2 separate regions of the Homo sapiens genome follow, and region 1 is linked to region 2. A link is a contact called in ENCODE Hi-C data. All regions are on one chromosome and are shown on one strand. Each heading gives the region's core, a stretch centred on a gene start or an enhancer-like site at or near the end of the contact. The rest is flanking DNA. Distances are from core to core; before and after follow the strand shown. Region 1 overlaps LOC105370087 (a long non-coding RNA gene). Region 2 has its middle 22 kb from the start of LINC02414.

Region 1 (5,205 bases), core at 1,160-3,659, 56 kb before region 2:
ACGGGCACGTGTGATTACCATTCTACAGAGCAGGAAACAGACACACTGTGATTCCCATTCTACAGAGCAGGAAACAGACACACGTGATTCCCATTCTACGGAGCAGGAAACGGGCACGCCATGATTCCCATTCTACAGAGCAGGAAACGGACACGCGTGATTCCCATTGTACAGAGCAGTAAACAGACACGCCATGATTCCCATTCTATAGAGCAGGAAACGGACACGCGTGATTCCTTCCCATTGTACAGAGCAGTAAACAGACACGCCATGATTCCCATTCTATAGAGCAGGAAACGGACACACGTGATTCCCATTTTCTACAGAGCAGGAAACAGAGACGCCGTGATTCTCAATCTACAGAGCAGGAATCAGACACGCATGATTCCCATTCTACAGAGCAGGAGACGGACACGCCGTGATTCCCATTGTGCAGAGCAGGAGACGGACACGCCGTGATTCCCATTGTGCAGAGCAGGAAACAGGCACAGAAGGCTGGGTGGCATCCCCAGGGTAGTCGGGAGGGAGATGGAGAGCCAGGCTCACACTCAGGTGTCTGGGTCTGCTAAGATTCCTGCTGGCCACACAGTGACCTCAGTTTCGTAGTCACCATCCTCGATGTGAGCCCCACAAGGAGGACGCTACCTGCCGTCCCAGCCTCCCGCTGCGGATGGGAGAGGTTTGATAAAGAAGGAACCGGTCTCAGAGTCCCAGCCTGTGGGCTCTGCGGAGGGGATTAGAAATGGTGCTTCCAGAGTGCCTGAAAGGAGGGAAGCAGCTGCCAGTGCCATCGTCATTATCTACGTTGAGGATGACACAACACCCTTAATGATGCTGAGTGGCTGTTTCCAGACTCAGGGGCTCCCCGCCTTGCTCAGCTGAGCACCTGTCCCGGCTGCAGCCCATCCTCAGCCCTCGGCAGAGCTGGGGCCTGGGCAGCTCGGCCGTCTCCTTCCAGAGGAGCTCAGATATCCTCAGGTGCTGAGGGTCAGCCCAGGTCCCAGTGTGTCCCAGCCCTGGGCGTGGGTCCCCCCACATGAGTGCTGGAGTCAGACAGCATCCCCGCGGGTGGGAGGAGCCCTTCCCGGGCAGGACTGTGCCCTGTTGCAGCTCCATTTGGAGGGAGACTTAACATGTTCTGACACGCAATAGGCTTTCTCTTCAACCCTTTCAAGACTTGGGCATTGATTTTTCTCGTCTGCAGGCTGAAGGACTGGGCTCTGGAGAGGAGATGTAGAAATCGAGGTGGCGGCCGCTGACCCATCGGTGCAGGAGAGAAGCTCTGGAGCCCATGGGTGGGACGAAGGTGGTGGGGACGCAGAGCTGCCCCCAGGCCTGGGCCCAGCTCACCTCCTAGCGCCAGGCACGGCCCCACCCAGAAATCCACAGACAAAGACAGGGCTCTCCAGGGGAACGTGCTCACCCTAAGGGTGGTCCCGCTGAAGACTGGCACAGACTTGGCTTCTGTCCCACACCAGGTCCAGCCTGGACCGTTCCCAAGAGCAGAGGCTGGGAATGTCGGGAGCCAGGAAGTTCCAGGAGTGTCCCCAGGACCATCTGCCCAGTGTGGACAGAGACACAGCACACCAACAACATAACAACACAACACAACAGTTGTGTTACATACCAGACTCAGGGGCTCCTCACCTCGCTCAGCTGAGGACCTACCCTGGCCACAGCCCATCCTCAGCCCTGGGCCTGGGCAGCTCCACTGTCTCCTTCCAGACGAGCTCAGACATCCTCAGTTACAACCACACAACACCAGCACCACACCACAACATAACACAAAACAACACCGCACACCACACCATCAACAGCACTGCCTCAACAAGATAACACAACACCACAATACAACAGCAAGAACATATACAACCATACACACCACACACCACACCATGAAAACCCCAAAACAGCACCACACACCACAGCACACTACAACGTAACACAACATCAACATCAACAATATACACCACACACCACATCACCACACCAACAACATAACTCAAAACACCCCCACACACCACACCATGACATCACAACACAGCATCAACCACACAGCACACCACAATGTAACACAACATCAACAATATACACCACACACCACATCACCACACCAACAACATAACTCAAAACACCCCCACACACCACACCATGACATCACAACACAGCATCAACCACACAGCACACCACAATGTAACACATCAACATCAACAATATACACCACACACCACTTCACCACACCAACAATATAACTCAAAACGCCACCACACACCACACCACAACATAACAACACAGCATCAACCACACAGCACACCACAACGCCATGACAGCAGCACCACAACACAACACCCCATGTGGTTCTGTCACGTGCAGTCAAGGGTGCCCTAGCCCAGACGTGCTGGATGCTGGATGACAAGGAACTCGGTTACAGACGACAAGGACACTCCCAGCCTCGCTGGGGCTGAGCGCTTCCCTCCTGGGGCTCCCTCCACATCTGGTCCTGACCCCCCGTCGCCTCCTGGGGCAGAGCCTGGCCTCCCCTCCCCTCCCCTCCCCTCCCTTCCCTTCCCTTCCCCTCCCCTGCATTAGTCCAGTGGCTGCCTGGGGGAGGGGGGATCCCAGAGCCACCTGCCCATCCCCCCTGGAGGCCATGGAGTTGCTCCACCTTCCTCATCCCCCAGTCTGGGCCCCACCTCTTCCCTGCCCCATCCCCTGGAGGCCATGGGGTTGCTCCACCTTCCTCCCGCCCCAGTCTGGGCCCCACCTCTTCCCCGCCCCGTCCCCTGGAGGCCATGGGGTTGCTCCACCTTCCTCCCGCCCCAGTCTGGGCCCCACCTGTTCTCCTGCCTCCCCCGTCCTTTAGAAGCAGAGGAGGCCGTGAGGATCCAGCACCCACAAGTGAGCTCCGCGCTCCCTTCCCAGGGAGGGGAGGGGAACCCCCACCTGATGTCACCCTCTTTCAATGACTAGGCTTTTAGTGTGTGATTAAACCAGCGGGATTGAGCGATTGTTCTTGGGCAGTTTCTCGACTGTCACCCACGACTCTCCTGGTGTCCACTGCAACCATCTCAACACAGAAGCCCTAGCAGGTGCCGCGTGGCCCGTGTCTCGGGGACTGAGCCCAGGTGTGTGGGTTCAGGCTCTTGGTGGGAAGTGCCAGAGACGGACATCAGCAACTAATGCAGAAACTAACCCACAGGCAGGGCGCCGGGAGGTCCAGGCTTCGGGACACAGGCCCTTCTGAGCCTCCCTCCCCCACCCGAGGTTCGGCATCATCGTCACCACAGAGGCAGCCCCGGGTGCAGCAGGGACATTTATGTCCTAACCAGCAGGATAGAAGGGCATGTGGCTGCCTCGGATAAGTCAGGGCTCTCCCCGGAGAAGACGACAAGGACGTGTGGTGAGCACGTGCTCACGGCAGCGCCAGAGCCCAGCACTAGAGCCAGGTTCGCTCTGCTCTTCTCCATGGCGCTGAAGCACACCTTTGTGTCACCACGGTTTTCTGTGGTGTGACAAGTAATGTTTTCCTAAATACCCAAGTGCCACAGATTGGGAATGTTTTACTTTTTAATACATAAAAGGTCATTAGAGTAATTGACGGTAGGTGACTTCACCCTTGCTACATTCAGACGCGCTGTGTCACCAGATAGGAGGGTCTGGGGTCACAGCTGGCAGGACAAATGCCCAGCTCAGCTGTCCACAGTCAGGAGAGGGCAAACAGCTGGGGGCAGTTCTCTGTGGAGCATCAGAAACCCTGATGCCAATCAGCAGATGCCCGGGAATGTGTTGGCTCACATAGTGAAGAAATCTAGGTTATTCTAGCTGGTTTCAGGTATGGCTGTGTTCTGGCCTCTAGAGACATCTCCAGGACGTTCTCTCTCTCTCTCACTCCATCTCTCTCTCTCTGTCTCTCCCCTGCTCTCTTTCTCTCTCCTGGTCTCTCTCTCTCTCTCTCTCTTCCCGGCTCTCTCCTGCTCTCTTTTTTCCTATTTCTCCCCTGCTCTCACCTCTCTCCTTCTCTCTTTCCCCTGCTCTCTCCTCTCTCCTCTCTCTTTCTCTGGCTCTCTCTCTCTCTCCGCCGTGCTCTCTCCTGCTCTCTCTCTCTCTGGCTCTCAGCTCTTCCCTCCTGTGCTGCTTCCATCTCAGGCCCCACATGCTGTCCCCTGGGAGCCCCGGAATCCCCTCTGGCTGTGACCCCATCAATGCTGCAGCACCTCCCAGCTCACTTGTGCTTAAGAAAGAGCACAGTCCTTCCCCAGTAGCTTCTGCAGTGGTCCTGATCTTGCTCCGATGGGCCCTGATGAGGTCATGTGACCCATACCCCACAGAGTGCTGTCCTAGGGAGGATGTCTGTTTACTATGTGGGCCCCATCACGTGATTTACGTGTACAAAAAGGCGAGGGCCCCACCTGGCCCAAAGGGACAGAATGTGGGGAGGGGCAGCCCACAGGGAGAGCCAAGAGCACCAGGGGAGGCAGGGGAGGGGCTGGGGAGGAGCCTCGTGTCCGGGTGGTGAGTCCTTCACAGCAGAGCCGTCCATCCTGGTGTTCAGGGGCTGCCGTCTCTATTCACTCCCCGGTGGAACCTTTCTGGGCTTGTCGAGTCCGCATCAGCCCCCAGGAGTGTGTCTGCTGCACACTTGACCGGCATCCGTCATGCACATGCAGCAGAAGAAGGGCTGAAAGCCCTGGTCTGTTTCACACCTGAGTGAAAAATTAAGCCTTTTCATCCGTGAGGACTTTAGTCCTAGAGTAACGACCCGGGCCGCTGGACTCCCGAGGGGGCTTCCGTCTGCTCCATCACTCAGGACCCCAATCCCAGAGCTGAGACGGGGCAGGCCCTGATTTTTCCTGCAGTGCGTCTACCGCAATTTATTGCCCAGGATTAATGCTGAGGCTGTTTTCCTGCTTGTGACTGAGAGCGTGCAGACAGACCAAGACGGAGAGGTTTTCCCGACATCGACCAGGGCGGCTCTGCTCCCAGCATCGCGAACGGTGGCACCTGCGTCTGGAAGAGAAGCTCTGCAGGCTGGGATTCAGGGAAGGGGGCGCTGGAGCTTCCTGGGAGAGGCGGGCAGGACTCCCCAACCTGGGAACAGTCAGAGGCAAGAGCTCAACTCCAGGTCGGGCAGGCCGGCGCCTGGATTCCACACTCACAACCGTGCGGCTCAGGCCTCAGTTTACCCACCTGTAAAATGCAGATAAC
Region 2 (4,776 bases), core at 232-2,731:
TATTTTAACACTTGGAGCTCTTTAGACACAAGAATTACGTTGCTATTTAAATTTCAAACACGTTTTTTGTTGTGGGGAATGTAATCTGGCAATTAGTAAATACTTCCAAGCATTGAGTACTCACTCCATGGAGAAACGGGATGCAGTGAACTGTGAATTGGAGTAGAAAGGATGCTGTGGTTTTCCCTCTGTACATTTAAGTGTGGATGGGGAGAAGGGAGTGGCTGTGGTCTCGGGTGGATGGGGTGAGGGGAGTGGCTGTGGTCTCGGGTGGATGGTGAGAGGGGAGTGGCTGTGGTCTCGGGTGGATGGTGAGAGGGGAGTGGCTGTGGTCTCGGGTGGATGGGGAGAGGGGAGTGGCTGTGGTCTCGGGTGGATGGGGAGAGGGGAGTGGCTGTGGTCTCGGGTGGATGGGGAGAAGGGAGTGGCTGTGGTCTCGGGTGGATGGGGAGAGGGGAGTGGCTGTGGTCTCGGGTGGATGGGGAGAAGGGAGTGGCTGTGGTCTCGGGCGGATGGGGAGAGGGGAGTGGCTGTGGTCTCGGGCGGATGGGGAGAGGGGAGTGGCTGTGGTCTCGGGCGGATGGGGAGAGGGGAGTGGCTGTGGTCTAGGGCGGATGGGGAGAAGAGAGTGGCTGTGGTCTCGGGTGGATGGGGAGAGGGGAGTGGCTGTGGTCTTGGGTGGATGGTGAGAAGGGAGTGGCTGTGGTCTCGGGCGGATGGGGAGAGGGGAGTGGCTGTGGTCTCGGGCGGATGGGGAGAAGAGAGTGGCTGTGGTCTCTGGTGGATGGTGAGAGGGGAGTGGCTGTGGTCTCGGGCGGATGGTGAGAGGGGAGTGGCTGTGGTCTCGGGCGGATGGTGAGAGGGGAGTGGCTGTGGTCTCGGGCGGATGGTGAGAGGGGAGTGGCTGTGGTCTCTGGTGGATGGGGAGAGGGGAGTGGCTGTGGTCTCGGGCGGATGGGGAGAGGGGAGTGGCTGTGGTCTCGGGCGGATGGGGAGAGGGGAGTGGCTGTGGTCTCGGGTGGATGGGGAGAGGGGAGTGGCTGTGGTCTCGGGTGGATGGGGAGAAGGGAGTGGCTGTGGTCTCGGGTGGATGGGGAGAAGGGAGTGGCTGTGGTCTCGGGCGGATGGGGAGAGGGGAGTGGCTGTGGTCTCGGGCGGATGGGGAGAGGGGAGTGGCTGTGGTCTCGGGTGGATGGGGAGAGGGGAGTGGCTGTGGTCTCGGGTGGATGGGGAGAGGGGAGTGGCTGTGGTCTCGGGTGGATGGGGAGAGGGGAGTGGCTGTGGTCTCGGGTGGATGGGGAGAGGGGAGTGGCTGTGGTCTCGGGTGGATGGGGAGAGGGGAGTGGCTGTGGTCTCGGGTGGATGGGGAGAGGGGAGTGGCTGTGGTCTCGGGTGGATGGGGAGAGGGGAGTGGCTGTGGTCTCGGGTGGATGGGGAGAAGAGAGTGGCTGTGGTCTCGGGCGGATGGTGAGAGGGGAGTGGCTGTGGTCTCGGGTGGATGGGGAGAGGGGAGTGGCTGTGGTCTCGGCGTTACTGGAGACACTGAGGATGGGGCAGTTTCTAAAATATCAATGTTCATAATACATGGGGAATTACATTTCTGCAACCATGTCCTTATATTTTAAATGAAAGTACTTGATGTGAACAAGTGAGGAGATAAGAGTGAGGGGGTGGCGAGTTCGTGGAAATGGTTTAAAGCCCACCAGCATGGAGGTGGTGGGGGTGCCTCCAAGCACAGGTGGCAAATCCCGCAAGACAGGAGCAGCAGTTAAGGGGGCCGTGGGTGAAGTTGGGGGGCGGCTGATTACGGAGGAGCTTGTGGTGGGTGGGATCCTGTCCTAGCCCAGACCCAGGGTCTCGGGAGGATGAAGGACAGCAGATGTGGGGGGTGGGGCCGCTCCCGCAGGTCTGGACAGATCCAGGCTGCCAGGGCTGAGTCGGCCAAGGCTGTGGGGGCCCCTGTGTTACTGAAACCAAAGACGATTCTACCTCCCCAAGGAAGGTACAGGAGCCCAATGGAGTTCGAATCTTCCCTGAGCACCACACTCTTTAGAAAGCCCAAACACAAATTCTCTCCCTATTTTAAAAACTTCTTCCACTTTCGGTCCCCTAAACACGTCCTTAGCCTACCTTCTGGGGACTTTTCCACAGCGTGTTAAAGGTTTGGGACTTTCAGGACAGTGGGAAGACATCGCAAGCTGCGTAACAGAGGAGTGGCTATTCACCTGTTGTACCTTAGAGAAAACGCCACACTTTGAGACGAATTAAGAGTCCGTTTATTTAGCCGGTGGTCAAGAGACGGCTAACGCTCAAAGTTCTCTTGGCCCCGAAGAAGGGGCTAGATTTTCTTTTATACTTTGGTTTAGAAAGTGGAAGGGGGTCTAGCTAAAACAATTTTACAGAAATAAAGTAGGCAAAAAAGTTAAATGGATAAATGGTTACAGGAAAGTAAACAGTTCCAGGTGCAGGGGCTTTAAGACTATTACAAGGTGATAGACGCGGGGCTTTGGGCGTTATCAATCGGGTGAATTCCTGGGAACTGTGGATATTGCTCGCCACAGTATCTTATCAGTTAATTGCATTCTTGGATGTGCTGGGAGTCAGCTTGCACAAGTTAAGTCCTTGAGGAAGGGACTGCCAGTGAAAGAGCCAAGATGGAGTCTGTCTGGCTCTCTTAGCCAAGGGAGAGTCTAAGAACAGGGTTAGTAAAAACAAGGTTGGGCATTACACACCCATAGAGTCATTTCCTGGACATTTGTGAGGCTTAGGATGTGCCAGGCCTGGGGCCAAACACCTGCTGCACTCTCTCCTGAAGCCGACAGAGACCCTAGACAGCAGGTGCTGTCCTCAGCCCCTTTCTCCAGATGAGAAAACCAAGGCGTGGACCTGCCCGAGGCCCCAGCCAGCACCTCAGCGGGGCTCCTGGGTCCTGGAGTCCTGGGTCCCGGCCAGGCGAGCCCAGAGCTCTGCTCTGAGCAGACACAGCCTGCTGCTTTTCCAGGGTTCTGGAGTTAGAAAACAATGGACACACGCTGTGAAAGCTGCTCAGCCCTTTGTCTTTGAAATGGCACCGATGTGGCCGGTTCTGGGAGTTCCTGGGGGAAACAAAGTAACTTAATCTTCCAGAGACTCAGTGAAACCTGAAATAGCTCTGGTCTCTCCACGAAGTTGGACAACTTCCATCCAATTAATTACCAGAACAAAACACAGAATCAGAAAACATCTTGGATTGCAAGAGTCGTTGGCAATACAATTTAACTCTTTCCACCTCTGGAATTAGAAATCCCATTAACAGCCTTTTAAGTTTGAAACAGCTGATTCCAGCTGAGCCTCATTAACTAGCAGCACCCGCTGGCTGTCTCTTCTCGGGGCTCCTAGGGAGAAGCACAGTCACTCAGAAAATGAGGCCAGGGTGATGAGTGACACAAATGGGCCCACAGCCTGGGACACAGGGGACATGTCCACATCCTGTGAGAGCAAGGCACACCCAGCTGTCTTCCCATGGGCATCTATGAGCCCCTCTGTGCACTGGGCTTCCTGGCACTACCCTCCCTGTGGAACCTGGCCGGCTGCCAGGAGAAGCTCAGTGGGCATCATGGGTGCTGGGCAGGGCCTCCCATCTGCCAGAGGCTTTTATGAGCCCTGGGTGACAGCAGCCTGGGAGTCCTGGAGGGGACAGCTGAGGGGATGTCTCTGCTGCAGGCCACACCCCTGGCTTATCTGGGAGTCCCCTGCTCCCTCGCTCTGTCCACATGGTCTGGTCTGGGTGGGGCTGACTCCACCCCCAGGTCAGGTGTGCTCCTGTGACCCAGACCTGTGAGAGGAGAACATTCCATTCTCATGGCCTGGGCAATGGGTTCCGGGGTGGGCACTTGGCTGTGACCCAGACCTGTGAGAGGAGAGCATTCCATTCTCATGGCCTGGGCGATGGGTTCAGGAGTGGGCACTTGGCTGGACCTGCTTGGAGAAGTCAGTCGGCTTCAGTGGACTTAGCCCCAAGGAGATGCTGGCCTGGGAGGGCCCTGGACACAGGAAATCAGAGCCCTGAGGTCATGCCTGAGCTGCAGGATCACGCTGTGCCTGAAGCTGTCCCGGCCTGAGGATTTCAATGCATTTCCTCTGGTGCCTGGGCTGGTCTGGGGCTTCTCTCACCCCCAGAGTCCTGACTCCTGAGCGCCCCCTGTGGCCTGTGCAGAAGAGGGTGGTTGTGGACACTCTCCCACCCAGTGCAGCCGCCTGTGGCCACCCTGAGGACAGTGACATGGTGCTGAATTCACCTCCTGTGTGATGTTGGGACCCTGCTCCCCAATGGGGGCCTCACCCCCAAAAATGTCTCTGGAGTCTTTGGGGTGCTGCTGTTGACACATGAGATCAGTCCTGCCATCTGATCTGGCACTGCTGCTGGCACTGCTGCTGGCCCTGCTGCTGGTCAGTCAGCTCCTGGCCACCGTGCTGGGGTCTGAGCCCCATGGACATCCCGGGGTCCTCAGCCCAGACCCAGGAGGGACACAGGGAGTAGAGTGGGGTGATGCCCCCGTCACCTCCCGAGGCCCCGGGAGTGAGTGCCGGGACCCTCTGTCCTAACCCTCTGCCTCCCTGGGTGTTAACCCACCTGGGCAAAAGTGCGTGGTTCAATGCCAAGGCCAGGGCCATGGGCCCTGCGTTTCCCTGCAGAGTCCCTGGGCTTCTTGGCCCATCACAGGCTTGAGGATCAGCACCTGCAGCCCGTGGTGGTTGTTTTCTCATCTGTAAATGCGGATTTGGGCTTTAGAGCTG

Evidence for each region. Hi-C counts contacts between places; a loop is a spot of excess contacts on that map. Pooled maps may share reads with other maps.
Region 1: a pooled map shows a loop between it and region 2 (2.0-fold over the local background). The contact joins two enhancer-like sites. A Hi-C loop is called at or near these places in 2 of 168 maps with a recorded cell type or tissue (HUES64 and head of caudate nucleus), 3 of 37 single-sample maps with no recorded cell type and 3 of 50 pooled maps.

The regions. Positions count from the first base shown.
Region 1 is chr12:131,679,900-131,685,104 of GRCh38, reverse strand. The region is part of intron 1 of LOC105370087 (a long non-coding RNA gene); the gene reads right to left. Among named protein-coding and RNA genes, the nearest start is that of SFSWAP, 29 kb to the left of the region's middle. RefSeq lists a silencer at 2,675-2,824. Within about 2 kb of position 2,409, at least 2 of the 41 ENCODE cell types and tissues checked have a DNase peak (open chromatin) inside an H3K27ac peak, as active enhancers do.
Region 2 is chr12:131,623,261-131,628,036 of GRCh38, reverse strand. No RefSeq gene overlaps it. Among named protein-coding and RNA genes, the nearest start is that of LINC02414, 22 kb to the left of the region's middle. RefSeq lists enhancers at 2,402-3,157, 3,914-4,669. Within about 2 kb of position 1,481, at least 5 of the 41 ENCODE cell types and tissues checked have a DNase peak (open chromatin) inside an H3K27ac peak, as active enhancers do.